Linked DNA regions of Homo sapiens: region 1 is linked to region 2. Evidence: chromatin loops called from intact Hi-C (ENCODE). Cell type or tissue: endothelial cell of umbilical vein. All regions are shown on one strand. Links, peaks and the distances in the headings refer to the core of each region. The heading gives the core; the rest is flanking DNA.

Region 1 (9,719 bases), core at 1,720-9,719, 67 kb after region 2:
CATGGATGATCAATACAGGTGGAAGAAGGCTTCCTTTAAGGAACCCTAATTCTTGGGCCACTTCAGTATTGTGCAACAATTACATGTCTTGTTTTTGTGTTTTTCTTATAGAGGGAGTACGTAAAATACATATGCCATGTTTCTAATAAAGTTAAACATATATCTACTCTATTACTGAACAATTGTATTCTCAGATAGGTAGCCAAGAGAAATGAAAACACATGTCCATGCAAAGACTTGTATAAGAACATTCAAAGCATCCTTATTAATAACAGCCCCAGCTGGAAAGAACCTAAATGTCCATCGATAGGAGAATGAATAAACAAATAATGGTATATTTATATAGTGAAATAACACTTCATAATAAGACAGAACAAACTGTCCATACATGCAACAATGTGGTTGATTCTCAAAATCATGCTGAGCAAAATAAGACACAAAAGATTACATACTGAGTGATTCCACTGATGTGAAGTCTGAGAGTAGGCGAAATGTATTATGGTGACAGAATTAGAAAAGGGTTGCTCTGGGGGTGAGGATGGATGAGGAAGGGGGTACGGATGAGAAAGGGAACTTTCTGGATGCTGGAAATGCCCTCTATTTGTTTTGTCTTTTTGAGACAGAGTCTCGCTCTGTCGCCCAGGCTGGAGTGCAGTGGTGCTATCTCGGCTCACTGCAGCCTCCGCCTCCCAGGTTCAAGCGATTCTCCTGCCTCAGCCTCCCAAGTAGCTGGGACTACAGGCACGTGCCACCACGCCTGGCTAATTTTTGTATTCTTTAGCAGAGACGGGGTTTCACCATGTTGGTCATGCTGGTCTTGAACTCCTGATCTCATGATCCACCTGCCTTGGCTTCCCAAAGTGCTGGGATTACAGGAGTGAGTCAATGCGCCTGGCCTATTCAAAACTCATTGAGCTGAACACTATGATATGTACATTTTATTGAATGGTAATTTTACCTCAACTTTTAAAATGCCAACAAGAGTATTTCTTTTAAGAGTCTAAAGGTAACAACATGGTTTGGTTTGCCCACACTAAAGCTTCTCAAGTCTTAAAACATTGTACAGTGCAATTTAATGACCCTGAAATATATTTTTAAAGTCATGGAAGAGTAACAAAAACAAGAAGTGAACAGATTATTCAAAAAATTAATAAGACATAAATACTTCATTTTAACTGGAATTTGCATAGATGTTTTGGATCTTTTCAATTAAAAACCCACAGAAATCAATGACTCCTAATATGGGCATATATGAAGAGTAACTCTTTTGTCATCTATGAATTAATGTAATAAGAAACTGGGAGAAAATGCAGATGAAATTTGATAGGATATGAAAAAACAATTGAGAGATAAAGTCAAATAGAAATCACTTTGACATCAAGAAGTAAATTGTAACAGAAATATTTTTAGATAATACAAAGAGCAATAATTCATTAACAGGAAGAGGGAAGTACTGAATGGGCTTTTTAGTTTTTGATAACACATTTAACCCAGAGGACTGAATCACATGAACTCTTTGAGAAAATACTTAAATTTCTTTCAAATTTGATACACAATCCTGACATTGACAGAGATAAAATTGAACTCACACTACACCATTACAACAAGGACACCAGTGACAAGCTGGTTAATGAGTAACATCAATTGAAAGAGTATTTAAAATTACTTACATGCAAGAAAATTATCAATGCCCTGAAATCTTATAGCTCTTGCAGTTCATATATGAAAGAAATTTGACTGAAGTTTTCCTGTACTTGACAACAATCCTGAAAACTTACTTATAATTATTAAAGAGTTGTGAGCCAGAAAGAAAACAAATTTCAATCATGCCAAAGGAATGACTGAATAAATTATCACTGTTTTCTCTGTATAGAAAATAATATAAACAATTCTTGGCCTGGCGTGGTGGCTCTCGCCTGTAATCCCAGCACTTTTGTAGGCCGAGGCGGGTGGATCATGCGGTCAAGAGATTGAGACCATCCTGGCCAACATGGTGAAACCCCGTCTCTACTAAAAATACAAAAATTAGCTGGGCCTGGTGGCATGCCCCTGTAGTCCCAGCTACTCGGGAGGCTGAGGCAGGAGAATCGCTTGAACCTGGGAGGCAGTGGTTGCAGTGAGATGAGATAGCGCCACTGCACTCCAGCCTGGGCGACAGAGCGAAACTCCATCTGAATAAGTAAATAAAGAAATTTTTCTCATGTGGTCAACAATATGCAACCAAAAGTAGAACACGTAGAATTATACATGTGATCAGTCAGCTAATTAATACAAAATATAGGTTTTTTTCTGAGATTTTGTGGTATTTCTGGCATTTGTGAGAATGCTAAAACTTGTAATTTGTTGTGATTAATTTTCTCTATACAATAAATATTCACTTTTATTAGTAATTCTGCATTTGTAATTTTGTATTCTTTTTCTTAAAATGCATGTCCAAAATTATACTTGCCTAAGACCCTACAACACCTGGAGCCACCCATGCATTTTTTTTTGGATTATGTGTTCCTCAAGGGCAGGGACTGTGGGCTTTTTCTCTCCACACCTGACCAAAAGTAGGAGCTCAACAAATATATGTGCAGTGAAAAGGAATGGGGGCAAACAGTCTGGTAGTATAGTAGAAAGCAAAATTTGGTTATGGTAAGAGGAGTACAGATACATCTGGATCACAGTCTAAATTCTCTCCAGGGACCAAATATATATGTTTTACCCCTTGGGTTATTGGTCTGGCAGACTCCAATTTTTAATAGGGTTTATATAATCTAGACTTCTTATAAGCTCTGCCCCACTGAATACAGGCATTACTCAGTTGAAGTTAAAAATTGAATATAGGATTATGTGCAATGCTTTATCTATAACTTTCTTGTAAGGATAAACTCAGTACATCTCTGGTTTTCTAATATTTTGGAGGAAATGTTACAAATAGATAAGGAAAGTTTGAGCCTTGGCTGCAAATTCAAGTATACTCTGAAAACCTCAATTATCTACCTTTGCACTATTAATGACAATGAAAATAGTTTTATAAGACAATATTACAAGTCATTATAAGGCCCAATTTTCTAGGTGAACTGAAGTTATTTGTTACTTTTCAAATCAGAAATAGAAATGGTAGAATTACCAAACCATAGGTTTGCTTAAGAAGCTGCCAAGTCAAGCAGTACCACCATTATCCCATCCAAACAGATGTTATCCTATTTTTAAAGACTTCTGGGAAAGGGAGATTCCCTAACCTTCCTTAGCAACCCACGTGGATGTTTAACAACACTTGCTGTCAGGGATGCTGGTTCTCTGAGCCTGGCTTGAGTATTTTTACATTTTTCTATGTGCTCGTGTTTTTCCTTGTCCTCGTTTCCTCTTTTGGTACTAATTTTTGTTTTTTCCCATTAATTTTGTTTGTAGCATCTTTTTTCTGCAAATAAAAAAATCTTAAATGACCCCCCAAAATTAAACAAAATACGTAGAATATTATTTTACATATCACACATCTTTGGGATGGAAATGAGTTTTAACTTAGATTTTATACAAATAGTACACAGGCATTTGATATTCACTTCCCATATGTATGTCTATTAGACATTTATTAATTTGTGTGAGTTAAGGACATATATCACTTTATTGAAATGCATTACATTTTGGCAGTGTTAAGTATTTGAACATATCATTTTGCTTTAGTCTTTAGTTTCTTCTGAATGCTTTACAAATTTTCTATATTTTTCTTAAGTTGATAAGTTTTGAACTGGATAAGAAATTCTTATAGAGGTCTGAGCAGTGCTGAAGATCTTGGGCAGAACAGCTCTTTCATTTCTGCCTTGTTAATTTAGAGTGTTTGCCTCTCAATCCATCTGTACATCTAGAAATCTGTATTAGTCAGGGTTCGCTAGAGGTAAGAACTAATAATATATATGTATATATGAAGGGGAGTTTATTAGGATAATTGACTCACGATCACAGGGTGAAGTCCCATAATAGGCCAGCTGTAAGCTGAGGAGCAAGGAAGCCAATCCAAGTACCAAAACCTCAAAAGTAGGGAAGTCGACAGTGCAGGCTTCAGTCTGTGGCTGAAGGCCTGAGGGCCCCTAGCAAACCACTGCTCTAAGTCCAAGAGTCTGAAAGCTGAAGAACTTGGAGTCTGATGTTCAAGGGCAAGAAGCATCCAGCATGGGGAAAAGATGATGACCAGAAGACTCAGCAAGTCTTCTCATTCCACTTTCTTCTGCTTGCTTTATTCTAGCTGCATTGGCAGATGCTTAGATGGTAACCACTCAGATTGAGGGTGGGTCTGCCTCTTCCAGTCTACTGACTCAAATGTTAATCTCCTTTGGCAGCACCCTTGATATGATTTGGCTGTATCCTCACCCAAATGTTATCTTGAATTCCCACGTGTTGTAGGAGTGACCCAGTGGGAGGTAATTGAATCATGGGAGCAGGTCTTTCCCATGATGTTCTCATGATAGTGAATAAGTGTCATGAGATATGATGGTTTTCAAAATGAGAGTTTCCCTGCACAAGCTCTCTGCTTTTGTCTGCCGCCATGTGAGATGTGCTTTTCACCTTCCACCATGATTGTGAGGCCTCCCCAGCCATGTGGAACTGAAAGTCCAATAAACCTCTTTCTTTTGTAAATTGCCCAGTCTCAGATATGTCTTTATCAGTGTCATGAAAACAGACTAATACAACCCTCACAGACAAACCCAGGAACAATACTTTGCATCCTTCAATGCAAACAAGTTGACACTCCATATTAATCATCACAGTAGCTGACCAATTATCCTTGAATACCCAGCTGGCCATATCTCATATAGAAATTGTGATTTGACAGGTACCAGGAAAGTTATGTTGTTTTGAAAGAGTTCTTATTATCAGGTACCTGAGGGCCTGAAATTCCACTAATAGTGATTCATTTCATTGTACTATTTTTTTGTGTGAACTATTTTAAAATACAATAACTTTCCAGAATTTTAACACTTTGATCAATTTACTCCAAGAAACTGACCTCCAAGTGTACTTCTCAGATAAGTCACTGGATGTCTGGTAGATGTCTGGGAATGAAGATATATAGACAGAAGATGAACATACACTCTAGTTGGCAGTGGATGATCTTGATTCATGCCATTTGTCCAGATGTAATGATTCATAGCTTCCCCTTTTGCTCTCAAATGTATGGTCATCTTTGTAAAGTCAACCAAAGCAGGAAATGGTTATTAAGTGAAGCTGTGAGGAGTTTGGGGAATAACTTTAGAGGACTTAGATCTGAACTTGATTCCCTGCTCTCTTACTTGTTGGCTGAGTGACAAAGGGCAGGTTATTTAACATTTCCTACTCTCACCTCCCCACTGACAAACACAGACTTAATCTTAAGTGTCTTTTGGATACACCTTGTAATGATGCAGCCATTAATATTGGTAACTCCTATTTTGCACAGGCTTGGCATTTGTAAACTATTCAAATCTACCAGACACAGACACTTTTCTACTCCGGGGTCACCCTCTTGTTATTTGCATTTCACTTCTAATTGTATTCCTAAATTTCATCTTTATCAATTCTCTTTTATACCTATTGTCTTTGTTCAGGCCACTATAACAAATTGTCATGAAATGGATGGCTTATAAACAACAGAAATTTATTTCTCACAGTTCTGGAGCCTGAAAGTCCAAGATCACAGCGTCAGCATGATTGGGTTCTAGTGAGGGCCCTCTTTCAGGTTGCAGACTCTGGGCTTCTTGTGTCCTCACATGCTGAAAGAGAGTGAGCTAGCTCTCTGGCCTTTTCTTATAAGGACATTAATCTCATTCAGGAGGGGTCCACCCTCATGCGTAAATGAGGCTCAAACTTTCCTTACCTATTTGTAACATTTCCTCCAAAATATTAGAAAACCAGAGATGTACTGAGTTTATCCTTACAAGAAAGTTATAGATAAAGCATTGCATATAATCCTATATTCAATTTTTAACTTCAACTGAGTAATACCTATATCCAGTGGGGCAGAGGTTATAAGAAGTCTAGATTATATAAACCCTATTAAAAATTAAGAGTCTACCAGACCAATAACCCAAGGGGTAAATCTATGTATTTGGTCCCTGGAGAGAATTTAGATTGTGATCCAGATGTATCTGTACTGCTCCTACCATAACCAAATTTTGCTTTGTACTATACCACCAGGCTGTTTGCCCCCATTCCATTTCAGTGCACATACATTTGTTGAGCTCCTACTTTTGGTCAGGTGTGGAGAGAAAAAGACCTTTACTTCCCAAAGGTCTCACCCCCAGATAGTGCTACCATCACATTGGGGATTAGATTATAATCTATGAATGTTAGAGAATACCAACATTCAGTCCATAACACTTACCAAGAAAACTGATCTCACAATCTGCACCACTCTGTCTGGCAATGGCTTTGACACCTTCATCTGTGTTATTGGATATTGTTCTATGTATGTTCATTCTGTCCTACATACCATATTGTCAGGTTTTTGAAAGCAATAAGATTCATCTTCCCTTTTTACTAGGAATCTAACACAATGTGGAAAAAATAAAGAACTGTCAGAATCATATTACTTCACTGAGTTAAAACTCTAGGCTTATGTATCATTCTCAGCTTCATTCTCGAATTATTTTCACTGAAAATAAAAGGTGTTAAAATTATTGCCAGTTTGTAAAAGGAGTGAAATAATTTAAAACAGATGGAAACATTCTTGGTAAGTATAGGAATTGCATCCTTCAGGATTGAGATCCAAAATAAAAACAACTTCGATCATGACAATTTTTTTGCTGCACAAACTAAGAAAATGAGTCTGCCTTGAACCAGAGGAAACTTCTACAGAGCTGGAGCTATATCTCCATGGTTCATTCGGTTCTTAGCCTTCTCTCTGGGCCTGCCAATCAAGACACTTCGGAGAGTGCTTTGCTGGCATATGCAAGCCCCAACTACTTGAAATGAGGCAGATATCGCCAGGGCATTTCAGAGGCCAGACACCAGATGGTAATAATACATTTCAACTATTAGAAGTTTGGATCAGAAAGCTAAAGGTGGAAGTCTTATCTCATTTGTCAAATGATGTAATTCATTATTAAATCAGGACATACCAGTTAACAACTGAAGAATAATTTTGGTTGCTATTTATAATGCACTCACCAGTTCATTTGGCTTGGGTAGCTTATTTAATTGTGTGTTACATTTTACATTTGTTAAATACTTAGGAGGACTAGGAAATGACCCACACAAATCCCAGTTCTGAGTAAATCAAAACTTTTCTTCCTGTGCCAACTCAACATTAACATGTTTCAGTTACATGAAGAAATTACGCATTATTTAAAATACTTGAAAGAGGAGACTACAGGAAACTCTCTAGGTAAATGTAGTGAGCTTTGACAACATGTGTGGGCTTTGGGGGCTGTACGTTTTTAGAATGAAAGTGAACACATATCCAGCTCACAAAAAGAGAGAATGGCCATAAATAAATCAATTAATTGCTTTTTTTTTTTTTTTTTGAGGAGGGTGACAGGGTCTTGCTCTATAGCCCAGGCTGGAGTGCAGTGTCACCATCACAGCTCACTGCAGCCTTGACCTCCTGGGCTCAAGCAATCCTCTCACCTCAGCCTCCCAAGTAGCTGGGACCACAGGCTTATGACACCATGCCTCACTAATTTTTTTATTTTATATACAGATAGTATCTCACTATGTTGCCCAGGCTGGTTTTGAACTCTTGGCCTCAAACAATCCTCCCATCTTGGCCTTCCAAACTGCAGGGATTACAGGCATGAGCCACCACTCCCGGGCCAATTAATTTCTTAAGATACTGATAACAAAAGAAAAAAAATTAGCAGCCTAGGGTATCTACACTGGGAAATCTTAACATAATTCTTACTAAGAAGCAAATGAGCTTAGGCTTTTCTAAAAAAAAATTAATTTTTGTGAGTACATAGTAGGTACCCCATATCTATGGAGTACATGAGATTTATTTATTTATTTATTTATTTATTTTTTAAGATGGAGTCTCACTCTGCCAGGCTGGAGTGCAGTGGCACGATCTCAGCTCACTGCAATCTCTGCCTCCCGGGTTCAAGTGATTCTCCTGCCTCAGCCTCCCGAGTAGCTGGGACTACAGGTGCGTGCCACCATGCCCTGCTAATTTTTGTATTTTTAGAGATGGGGTTTCACCTTGTTGGCCAGGCTGGTCTGATACGGACATACAATGTGTAATAATCATATCATGTAAAAAGAATTTAGTCTTGAAGAACCTTTAAAGAATAAAATCTTGGTAGCTCTGGCATTGACTCAGAAAATAAGAGAATGTAATCAATCTGATACTGAATGTTTTATGGCTGCCATACTATCTGCAAATAGGGTCATTATCATCTTCATCATTAGCAGCATCATCACAGCTAATACATATTAAGCACTTCCAATGTGGCAGGCACTGTTCTAAGAATTTTCTACCTGTCTTAATTCATTTTATCCTCTCAAAAATTCTGTGAGGTAGGTACTCTTATGCCCATTATAAAGATAAGAAAACTGAGGCCATATAAGTTGCAAGAATTATAGAATATTGAAGTTGGAACGAAACTTAGGGCTCACCTTGTTCAACTCCCAATTTATGGATGAGGAAACAGGTACAGAGATGAATGCATTGCTCAGAGTCACATAAGAAGTTAGTGCCTGACCATGAATATTTAGATAAACAAGCAGCATATATTAAATGCTTAATGTATAACATTTAACCCTGACAGTAACACTATGAAACAAATACTATTGTCTCAATTTTGTAGAAAAATGAAGCTCTTAGAGATGTTAAGGGATTGGCCAAATCACTGTCAGGTAAATGAGGGTGTTGGGTTTTGATCTCTGGCCTGTCACTAGACATCATGACAGTATCAGCAGACTGTCTCTCGAAGGCATAGGACTGTCTCCTCTCTGTTGATTTTGCACTGCACGGGACGGCCTCCTACTTACGCTGTAAACAGCTGCATTTTAGTCTTTAGCCTTGTTAGATCTCATGTCAGAGGAAGCAGTTCATGGAACCCTGGAATAATTAAGAAAAAAGCCGAAATGAGTGGCAGCCCCTTTGCTAAGTTCTGAAACACCAAAACAATAAGAGGCCTTCAATTTGTTCTATGTAATCAAATCTGGATGACAATGGAAAAACTCAACCAAATACCTTTATGCTTTCAGATATCCTGATATTTATAATCATGCAAATGTTCTTCATTTCTGCTTTCACTCAGGAATTTTAGGGGCATTTTGCAAACATTGCTACTATATTTGTATAAATACAATAAACCTAGTGATGTAATCTCTTGTTGGAAACTTAAATGCAATTGTCTTGATGTTTTTTCTTCTTCAAATTTTGCCCAGGCCATGACATTTAATATTTCTCATTATACGTATATTATCGTTTTTTAAAAATAGCATCATGGTTTCATTTAACGAAGGGTGAATTTTAAAGATGCCAATTGGTTATTTGTTTTTAGCATATCTTTAAGTTTATATATACTTGGATCAATATATTATACTGCTAGAAATGTCTTTTAAAATGACAAGTGCACATGATATTTACTAGAGAGAAGATATGTATATGTATCTGTATATACACCTTAAGATTTCACATAATTACTAATTTTTAAAGTTACATACATCTAGCACTTGATGCTCTAACTAAGCCACTCAGCTAAATATCACATTTTCTGTGTAAAACAGAAAATTTGAAAAACTAGATTTTCAAGAGC
Region 2 (11,564 bases), core at 1,795-9,794:
GAAATTTATAGCACTAAATGCCAACAAGAGAAAGTAGGAAATATCTAAAATCAACACTCTAACATCACAATTAAAAGAACTAGAGAAGCAAGAGCAAACAAATTGAAAAGCTAGCAGAAGACAAGAAATAACTAAGATCAGAGCAGAACCGAAGGAGATAGAGACTCAAAAAAAAAAACCTTCAAAAAAATCAATGAACCCAGGATCTGGTTTTTTGAGAAGATCAACAAAATTCATGGACTGCTAGAAAGACTAATAAGGAAGAAAGAGAAGAATCAAATAGACGTAATAAAAAATGATAAAGGGGATATCACCACCAATCCCACAGAAATACAAACTACTATCAGAAAATACTATAAACACCTCTATGCAAATAAACTAGAAAATCTAGAAGAAATGGATACATTCATGGACACATACACCCTCCCAAGACTAAACCAGGAAGAAGTCGTATCTCTGAATAGACCAATAGCAAGTTCTGAAATGAGGCAATAATTAATAGCCTACCAACCAAAAAAAGTCCAGGACCAGATGGATTCACAGCCAAATTGTACCAGAGGTACAAAGAGGAGCTGGTACCGTTCCTTCTGAAACTATCCCAATCAATAGAAAAAGAGGGAATCCTCCCTAACTCATTTTAGGAGGCCAGCATCATCCTGATACCAAAGACTGGCAGAGACACAACAAAAAAAGAATTTTAGGTCAGTATCCCTGATAAACATCGATGCAAAAATCCTCAATAAAATAGTGGCAAGCCGAATCCAGCAGCACATCAAAAACTTATCCACCATGATCAAGTTGGCTTCATCCCTGGGATGCAAGGCTGGTTCAACACATGCAAATCAATAAACGTAATCCATCACATAAACAGAACCAACGACAAAACCCACATGCTTATCTTAATAGATGCAGAAAAGACCTTTGACAAAATTCAACAGCCCTTCATGATAAAAACTCTCAATAAACTAGGTATTGATGGGACATACCTCAAAATAATAAGAGCTATTTATGACAAACCCACAGCCAATATCATACTGAATGGGCAAAAACTGGAAGCATTCCCTTTGAAAGCTGGCACAAGACAAGTATACCCTCTCTCACCACTCCTATTCAGCATAGTATTGGAAGTTCTGGCCAGGGCAATCAGACAAGAGAAAGAAATAAAGGGTATTCAATTATGAAAAGAGGAAGTCAAATTGTCTCTGTTTGCAGATGACATGATTATATATTTAGAAAACCCCATCATCTCATCCCAAATTTCCTTAAGCTGATAAGCAACTTCAGCAGTGTCTCAGGATACAAAATCAGTGTGCAAAAATCACAAGTATATCTATACACCAATTACAAGCAAATAGAGAGTGAAATAATGAATGAACTCCCATTCACAATTGCTACAAAGAGAATAAAATACCTAGGAATGCAACTTACAAGGGATGTGAAGGAGAACTACAAACCACTGCTCAATGAAATAAAAGAGGACACAAACAAATACAAGAACATTTCATGCTTATGGATAGGAAGAATCAATATTGTGAAAATGGCCATACTGCCCAAGGTAATTTATACCTTCAATGCTATCCCCATCAAGCTACCACTGACTTCCTTCACAGAATTGGAAAAAACTACTTTAAATTTCATATGGGAAAAAAAAGGGCCCGCATAGCCAAGACAATTCTAAGCAAAAAGAACAAAGCTGGAGGCATCACACTACCTGACTTCAAACTGTACTACAAGTCTACAGTAACCAAAACAGCGTGTTACTGGTACCAAAACAGTTATATAGACCAATGGAACAGATCAGAGGCCTCAGAAATAATGCCACACATCTACAACCATCTGATATTTGACAAACCTGACGAAAACAAGCAATGGGGAAAGGATTCCCTATTTAATAAATGGTGCTGGGAAAACTGGCTAGCCATATGTAGAAAGCTGAAACTGGATTCCTTCCTTACACCATATACAAAAATTAACTCAAGGTGGATTAAAGACTTAAATGTAAGATCTAAAACCATAAAAACCCTAGAAGAAAACCTAAGCATTACCATTCAGGACATAGGCATGGGCAAAGACTTCATGACTAAAACACCAAAAGCAATGGCAACAAAAGCCAAAATTGACAAATGGGATCTAATTATACTAAAGAGCTTCTGCACAGCAAAAGAAACTCTTAGCAGAGTGAACAGGCAACCTACAGAATTGGAGAAAATTTTTGCAATCTATCCATCTGACAAAGGGCTAATATCCAGAATCTGCAAAGAACTTCAACAAATTTATAAGAAAAAAACAACCCCATCGAAAAGTGGGCAAAGGATATGAACAGACACTTCTCAAAAGAAGACATTTATGCAGCCAACAGACTTATGAAAAAATGCTCATCATCACTGGTCATTAGAGAAATGCAAATCAAAACTACAATGAGATACAATCTCTCACCAGTTAGAATAGTGATCATTAAAAAGTCAGGAAAAAACAGGTGCTGGAGAGGATGTGGAGAAATAGGAATGCTTTTACACTGTTGGTGGGAGTGTAAATTAGTTCAACCGTTGTGGAAGACAGTGTGGTGATTCCTCAAGGATCTAGAACTAGAAATACCATTTAACCCAGCAATCCCATTAGTGGGTATATACCCAAAGGATTATAAATTATGCTGCTATAGAGACACAAGCACATGTATGTTTATTGTGACACTATTCACAATAGCAAAGACTTGGAACCAACCCAAATGCCCATCAGTAATAGACTGGATAAAGAAAATGTGGCACATATACACCATGGAATACTATGCAGCCATAAAAAAGATGAGTTCATGTTCTTTACAGGGACATGAATGAAAGTGGAAACCATCATTCTCAGCAAACTATCACAAGGACAGAAAACCAAGCACCACATGTTCTCACTCATAAGTGGGAATTGAACAATGAGAACACATGGACACAGGGAGGGGCTCATCACACACTGGGGCCTGTAGGTGGGTGGGGGACTGGGGGAGGGATAGCATTAGGAAAAATACCTAATATAAATGACGGGTTGATGGGTGCAGCACACCAACATGGCACATGTATACCTACGTAACAAACCTGCACTTGGTGCACATGTACCCCAGAACTTAAAGTATAATATAAAAAAAATAGAGAATGCTTTCTATTAATACTTCTATTATTCAACAAGATTCTGGAACTTATGGACAATAAAAGAATATAAGGAAAGGAAAAAAGTATATATTGGTTGTAAAATGTATGATTATTTACCAAAAATTATATAACTACCTTGGAGTAAAATCAAGAAAACTGTCTGCTACAGCAACAGAAAGTACGAGAAAGCAGTTAATACAAGATTAATATACCAAAAATCAATAAAAGTTAGAAAATGAAGTGGGAAACAAGACTCATTAGTAATGCTAATAAACATACCTAGAAATAAATCCAATAAGAAAGATGCAAGATTTTCAGTTAAACACAAAAGAAAGACTAAAATAAATGAGGAAACATAACTACATTGAGGGAAGAGTATAAAGTAGTAAGTTATAATAAAATTATTGCAATTACAATTAAAAACCAAATTAAGCATTTTCAGAACCTTGAAAAATAAGTTTAAAATTTCATTTGGAATGTAATAAATAAGTTATAATGCTATGAGCAATGTGAAAATGATTAAGTCCTCATCTGTAATTTATTAAAACATATTATAAAATACAGCAATTAAAATACTCTGACACTAATAGAGATAAAAATCAATAGGTCAAGGAGTTATTCATAATAAAAAATAGACCTTGATATATATGAGCTTTACTATATAATAAAAGTGATATTTCATATTAGTGGAGAAAAGACATATTGTTCAATAAATGGGCTACAAAATTTTCCTACCCAATTGGGAAGAAATGAATCTGTATTCCTACTTCAGAACCATATCCTAAAAGGTCTCTAGATTGGTTAATGTTTTAAAAATAACAAAAATAATAAGTGTACCAGTGGAAAATAATTTTTATGTAAGGAACACCTTTCTAAACACATCAGATAAGTAGAAACCATAAAGAAAAAAATGAATGAAATGACTATATAAACAAGATAAAAGACAGATGACAAAATGAGGGAAATTGCAATGATACCCAATGTGTTAAAATTATCTTTCACAAATCTGTAAGATAAAGGAAAACACCACTACAGAAAATAAACAACAAATATGAACACAGAATTCACAAAGAACACAGATGATCATTAAAGATAGCTCTTAAAAAATACACAAACTCACTTATAATTAAGTAAAAAAAAATTAGACTAACAAAGACCAAAATGTATTACAAATTTACATTGTTAGGTATGATAATAGGAAAAAATATGGACTTTAATCATTCTTGATGGAAGCATACATTGATATATTTTGTCTTTCTCTTCTAGAAATTTATTATGCAAAAATATTTCTCCAAGTAATCACAGATATATGTATCATTATATACATCATTATATATGTATAATGATGCCACTTTTATTACAAGTGTGAAACTAATCCAAATGCCTATCATTGCGGGACTGGTTAAATAGATTATAATAACTCTGTATAATAGAGTGGAATACTATGTGGCTATTAAAAAGAATGAAATGACTCTGTGTATATTGATATGGAAAGATACCCAGTGTATATTGTTTAGTAAAAAGGCAAGTGCAAGTTACACATACACGCACAGTATGATATATTTTTTGTAGTATATTTGTGTACATATTTGCATAAACATAGTCCAAAAACTGGAAGGATATAGACCAATTGCGATCAGTGGTTTTCTCTCAGGCATGGTGTAAGGATGGGGTGGAGATTTCATTATTCCTTTTGAATAAGTTTGTTCAATGATGCCTATGTTGTTTGTATATAGAAAAAAATGAAAATGAAGAAGTATATGGTACAACTGGGGAACTCAAAGCCAAACTTGTGCCTAACTCTGACTTTAAATACCTGAAGAAAACAAATTTTGAAAGAAAATTCCTCAAGTTAGTCCTATATCTCTGGAATATGATAAATTTCACAGAGATTTTTACGTTGTTTTCTCCACACATTTCTCTGTGATGATCTGCGCTGCACTGCTTGATGGAGTCCAAAGGGTTTTGCCGATGATGAGGATGCCAGAGTGTGGCGCCAGAGAGTCACCAAGCCCCAAATTAAACTTAGGAGCTATGGCAAGGTAGGGCCCCCAACCAACAAATCCAGGAACCCAGGCCTATCATAACAGTAATCTGACCTGTCAAGCCCTATTTTCTTTCACTTCTAAATGCCTTTCCATTGTTCCTTGAACCACCCCTGGAGGCCACGTAAGATGACAGCAGCTGCTGTCAGGGAAACTGCCCCTGGTAGCTGTAGTTTGGGGATGGGATGGGTACAGAAGAGATGCTCTGAAGACATGAAAACACCTCTTTAATGTGGCAAGACACTGAATTGTAGGGAATGGAAAGAACATTAGCAATAAACTTTGGTAGCTGTTTTGGAACACAGACCACTTGGAATGGAAACAGAAATTCCCTCAGGGAAAATCATAGCAAGTAGACTGCAGCCACAAAATAAAGAACAGCCCAGAATATACAAATGAACATGTTTCTTCCTACACTAACTGTATATCTTTATAGCATCACCTTCAAGGCTAACATATTTCATTTCCTTTACTGCTTTATAATTCTTTGGAGAGCTAATTTTAAAAACAACTTTGCTGTTTACACTCTTAAAATTTTAGCACATATATGCAACTCAGAAAATTGGACTAGATGGGAGAAAATCCATATAGTAGCAAAATTATTTTATAAATTATTAACTGGCTGGCATTTTTATCTAAGTATGAGAATCATGAATTTTTTTCAGCATTTCCTTTTAAAGAGGTTATAAAGTTAAGCTGTAAAAGGATTCACATCAGTCCTGCTGAAACAATGGATGATAAAGTCCAAGCAAATAGCCATTGACACAAACTTGTCTTTGTCTTTATAGGAAGGGAAATTTCAAGAATAACTCTAGAAACAAAGTAATTTTTATAGAGTGAAGGCAAGACTGTGCATTAAAATGTGCTTTTTGTTAGGAGGTAGTCATGTGGATTGGCTCTGTGTCCCCACCCAAATCTCATCTTGTAGCTCCCATAATTCCCATGTGTTGTGTGAGGGACCCAGTGGAAGATGATGGAATCATGGGGGCTGGTCTTTCCCGTGCTTTTCTTGTGATAGTGAATGGGTCCCACGAGATCTGATGGTTTTAAAACTGGGAGTTTCCCTGCACAAGGTCTCTTTGTCTGCTGCCATCCACATAAAATGTGACTTACTCCTCCTTGCTTTCCACCATGATGTGAGACCTCCCCAGTCACATGGAACTGTTAAGTCCAATAAACCTCTTTCTTTAGTAAATTGCCCAGTCTTGGGTATGTCTTTATCAGCAGCATGAAAACCGACTAATACTGGTAGACTACTGGATCTAGGCCCAGTTTTGCTATTTATTAATAAATAGAATTGCATAGCTCATTTTGGGTAGCTTATCAAAATCCTGAACCTCCATTTCCTTATCAAAAGATAGAATTGAAGTAGATGGTGTCAAAGGTATGACAACTCTAAGCTTTTTATAACTATCAAATATAATTGTAGATTTTTAACAAAATGCAACAGGTAGAGAGAGAGAGATGAAAGAAGGAAGTAAGGGGATAAATTAAATTTAAAATGATGTCAAGCATTAATTTAAAAAGTAACCTTTATTGACTTGAAAGTAAATTTATTCTGTTTTTAAACACTATTTTAAAAATATGCTTTATTCACATTTATGAAATCATTTCTTCAATTAATATCATACCTGAAGTCATAGTACATGTTATTTTTTGTTATTGAACAATTTTTGTTATGCTATGATCTGAGTGTTTGTGCCTCGAAATTCAATAGTTGAAAACTTCTCTTATGTGACAGTATTAGGAGGTGAGACCTTTGGGAAATGATTAGATCATGAAGATGGAACCCTCATGAATAGGTTGTGCCTTTTACAAGAGGTCCAAGAAAGACCCCTTACCCCTTCCACCAAGTGAGGGTGGAAAAGATGCCTTCTGTGAACCAGAGTGGGCCCTCACCTGGTAGCAAATCTGCTGGCACCTTGTTCTTGAGCTTCCTGGCCTTCTGAACTATGAGAAATAAATTCCTATTGCATAGAAATCACTCAGTTTATGGCATTTTTGTTATAGCAGCCTGACTAGACTAAGACATTGTAGTATGTAAGCAAAATGGGCTCATTTTTATATATGACAGAGACAAAAAAACATAAAACATATTACTGGAAAGATACTAAAGCACTCAGATAAAATGAAATGGAAATGCTATTTTCTCCATGAGAAAACAAAAAAGAAGAGGAAGATAATAAGGTGCCTGATTTAAAAAAAAAAAAAAAACTTTTACTTTTGAATAGTTTCAGATTTACAAAAAAAAGTCGTGATGATAGTACAGAAGGTGGCTATATAACCTGTACCCAGTTTCTGTTATTGTTAACATACCACATCTCTATGATTCATTTTTAACAACTAGTGAATGGTTATTGACATATTTTAATTAACTAAAGACCAAACGTTATTCAAATATTTTTACTTTTTACCTAATAACCTCTTTCTGCCCCAGGATCCAATTCAGGGTGTGTGACATTACATTTAGTCATCATGTCTTCTGATTTCAGTCTGTATAATTCCCAGTTCCTCACAGCTGGGACTCCTGACATCCCATATACAAGAGCAACTCCACCCCTGTGTCAGGCCATATTTAAACTGTGCTAATCCCCCAGGCAGAAGCCTCAGTATCAAGTCCCATTCTTAATATCAAGTCCCATTAGGTTTGACCCCATACTAAAAGCTACCAAGTTAGCCAGTCAGTCCCAAATTACAGGCCTTCCATGTACTCTGTTCCAGCAGCTACTTTTCTGAGGCTAAGACCCCTTTGCTTTTAATCTGATCTAGGATCAATGTCTCCTGCTGAATTTGACTCCTATGCTCACACCCTAGTCACGCATCCTTCAGTGTCAGGCTCTTAAAAGAAGGTGGTCTTGTCTATAAGCTCAACCTTGCTATGTGCCACTGATTCTAAAGTTGAGCTTCTGCAGTAATCTAATTTAAGATCTTTGTTAAATAACCTATCTGGTTTTCCTCTCAGAAACCTAGGAGCTTGTTTTTCTTCCAGACAGATTTCCTGGTGGGTATTAGGATCCTGTCCTGGAAATCCAGTCTACCAGCTAAGGCCTTGTTTCGCCATGGACACCTGCACCACCTGTCCTTAGGACCCACATGATCACTGGTATCATGTCATGGATCTCCACTCTCAGCCCAGTCCTCTGAAACACATGCCAAGTAGTTCCTATATGAAATGAATGACTGGTCAGGGGCCATCATGATTATACTCAACAACTGTGATTGTACTCTACAAATTTTCTCTGAGTAAATGCCCATGGGCCAAAGCCCAGGTCATAAGCCTTGGAACCTGAGTCAGCTTCCTAGGGGACAGAGTGGCTCCCTCTCCGGTCAGGCCTGGCTCTGCCCTGCCCATTCTCACAGGGAGCCATCAGTCACACTCTCCAAATGAAACAGTCTTTTAACTGAACAACTCAGCAAAAGGGGGAAACTCAGTTTTTGTCTAAATGAAAGAAAATTGAGGACCATTTAGAGGCCATTTCCTGACTTTATCTAAATATAAGTTAAATTCTACACTGCATTTGGTAACGGATAAGCTTTGTTTGCAGCTATAGAAGTCATGATTGTTAAATTTGGTCAAGATAAACCATTTACTTTAGCTCTTTTTATTTGACATGACCCTGATAAGATACAAATTTGAAAACCACATAAAACATTTGGAAATACTAAAACATTGATTATGTAAATTTAAAATTTTATTCATATAGGGATCCTTCTTCCAGCAAAAAAAATTTAATTTTAAAAATCTTAGTTTTTTTGTTTACCCAATTGTCAAAATCAGATTTATCAGCTAGCATAAATCATAATTCCTATAACAGTTTCACAAAATAGGCTAGGTTTATAAACACAATCTATAGGGTGCTTTTTCTTATATTCTATTCATTTTAATTTTTAATTGATGCTTATTATTTAATAATGTTATTCTTTGTTATTATTGACACCTTTGAGTTTAAGTACTCTGTAGTCTAGACAGGATACACTTATTGATACTGTAAATAATAGATAAAGGATTAGTGTGCAATTTACTGTTAATGTGATTGATGGATTCGATTCTCCACTGTAATACTTCTCCATTCTTATTTTAGCTCCAATGCCAACGGTCTTGATCATTGGACAATGCCTATAATGACTGCATGAAAATGAACGTGGTTCTTCATATTTCTTAAATTTGTTCTTTTGGTCTTGTCGTTTCATAAAAATTGTGTTACGAATGGAATGGTACAAAATGGAGCTTCAAATCAGGATCTGTTTTGCTGTTGTACTGCCTTGCTATATACAATTTATTTTTCAGAGGTGGAATCTTGGGTTTGTTTAATGGAAGGTGTGAAGTCAGAGAAATGAGAATAGAAGTAGCTTTTCATGGCTGTGTTTACTGAGGTGAGGCAGAATGACAGAGTGGACCTTGTTCCTCCTCCTGTGCAATTCACAGAGCTTATAGGAGGTGACCCTGAGGCCGAGGCTGAGATTTCAGGTGAACCTCTGAAAGGGTGAAAAGGCATTCTGCCCAGCAGGCAACTATCCATGCATCACCCTTAGTCATATTAATATTAAAAGAAATCCAGCATATACCTGAGAACATCCTTGCTTTATCTCTGTCGAGAACAAGACACAAAGAATAGGCTTAATTGCAGATATTTTACATGTCTGTATATGAATTTTTAATTGCAATGAGAATGGGATTAAAATTAGAAAAAAATATCGCTGATTACAGGTTATAAAGTATTAAGCATACTCAGTTTCTAGATCTTGATTTGTAATACTATTCTCCAATAAAAAGCATCAGGTTCTGTGGAGAAACGGCCGATTCTAGGAATGGGGCAGAAAATATACAAGACAAGTCTGCAGCATCGTGTAGTGTCATCAAATAAGGAAATGCTAAAAACAAAACAAAAACGGAGTATGTTAAAGGAATATAGAAGCCAACAGAAAGATATTCCAATGGCCCCAGCTGGGATAATTGGAGCAAGAAAATAAATAGTGCAGTATTACATTATATCCCAATGTATAAAACAAATATTCATGAGTTATTGAATAAATAACATGTACAAAAGAATTCCAAATAATTTGTATAGCTATTCCCTCAAAGATATGGAGAATAACTCCCCCTGCAACAACCCCCATAAGTATGGGCTGCACATAGTGACTTCCTTCTAAAGAACACAGCATGGAGGGAAGGGAAAGAGTAACTCTTATTGGAAAATAACTCTGCTTCAGCCACATAATCGCATTTGACATCATCCATGACAGGTCACGTTGACAGCATGAACCTTCGATGTGATGTGAGGAAAATGGCATTCTACCTCTGTGTTCTTCCTCCCCAAAATTTGTAACCACCATCTAATCATGAGGAAAACATCATACAAGTCCAAATTGAGGAAGATTCTACAAAATGCCTGATTAATATTCATCGAAACTGTCAAGGTCATCAAAAGCAAGGAAAGTCTGAGAAACTGCCACAGCCTAAAGACAATCCAGGGAAACGTGATGACTCAGTGGTATTCGGGGTGGGTTTCTGGAACAGCAAAAGGACAACAGGTAAAATCTAAGAACATACGAATAAAGTGTGAACTTTAATTAATAATGATGTATCAATATTGATTCATTAGTTTTGACAAATGTACCATAGTAACGGAAGATGTTAACAATTAGAGAAACTGGGTGCAGGGTTGTGGGAACCCTGTGTACTATCTTTGCAACTTCCCTATAAATCTAAGACCATTCTAGAATACAAAGTTCATTTTAAAATAAATTTTTAAAATATTTAGAATACTAGACCACGGTATCAAAATAGGTAGAAATCCTTAGTCATAGGACTCTTATAATCCAAGATGTAAACTAAAAATTATACATAAAGCTGTTCAAAACAGGATTAATTAAAATAACATAAAAAGGAAAATTAGGGAATGATTAGAATAAAATTATTGTATAATTATAGCCATTTGATGATGTCAACTTTTAAAAAGCATGGTGTGATGTGTATGGTTTGGCTATGTCCTTACCCAAATCTCATATTGAATTGTAGTTTCCATAATCCCCATGTGTCATGGGAGGGACCTAGTGGGAGGTAATTGAATCATGGGGTTGGTTACCCCCATGCTGCTCTTCTCATGGTAGTGAGTTCTCACGATATCTGATGGTTTTATAAGGGGCTTTCCCCCATTTGCTAGGCACTTCTCCTTCCTGCCATCATGTGAAGAAGGGTGTGTTTGCTTTCCCTTCCATCATGATTGTAAGTTTCCTGAGGCCTCCCCAGCCACGTGGAACTGTGAGTCAATTAAACCTCTTCATAAATTACCCAGTCTCTGGCAGTTCTTTATAGCAGTGTGAGAATGGGCTAATACAGGTGGTATATAGGCAAATGCATGTGAAGCACTACTGAATGAAAAAT

Evidence for each region. Hi-C counts contacts between places; a loop is a spot of excess contacts. Peaks named below come from ENCODE experiments on the same cell type or tissue, not always from the same donor. Only the 100,000 strongest peaks of a DNase experiment are listed, where the experiment ranks them.
Region 1: it touches region 2 in a loop (2.8-fold over the local background); 18 of 110 quality-filtered maps call a loop at or near these places.

What each region holds. Positions count from the first base shown.
Region 1 is chr6:142,955,716-142,965,434 of GRCh38, reverse strand. HIVEP2-DT (HIVEP2 divergent transcript) reads right to left here. Exons shown (of 3, transcript XR_001744397.3): 3 at 2,156-9,016. Among named protein-coding and RNA genes, the nearest start is that of HIVEP2-DT, 14 kb to the right of the region's middle. In endothelial cell of umbilical vein, for the core only: no CTCF peak of the experiment used is centred there; a DNase peak (open chromatin) is centred at 5,154; H3K27ac peaks cover 875 bases.
Region 2 is chr6:143,020,813-143,032,376 of GRCh38, reverse strand. LINC01277 (long intergenic non-protein coding RNA 1277) reads left to right here. Exons shown (of 3, transcript NR_038987.1): 2 at 10,424-10,711. Among named protein-coding and RNA genes, the nearest start is that of LINC01277, 11 kb to the left of the region's middle. In endothelial cell of umbilical vein, for the core only: a CTCF peak has its summit at 5,112; a DNase peak (open chromatin) is centred at 5,146.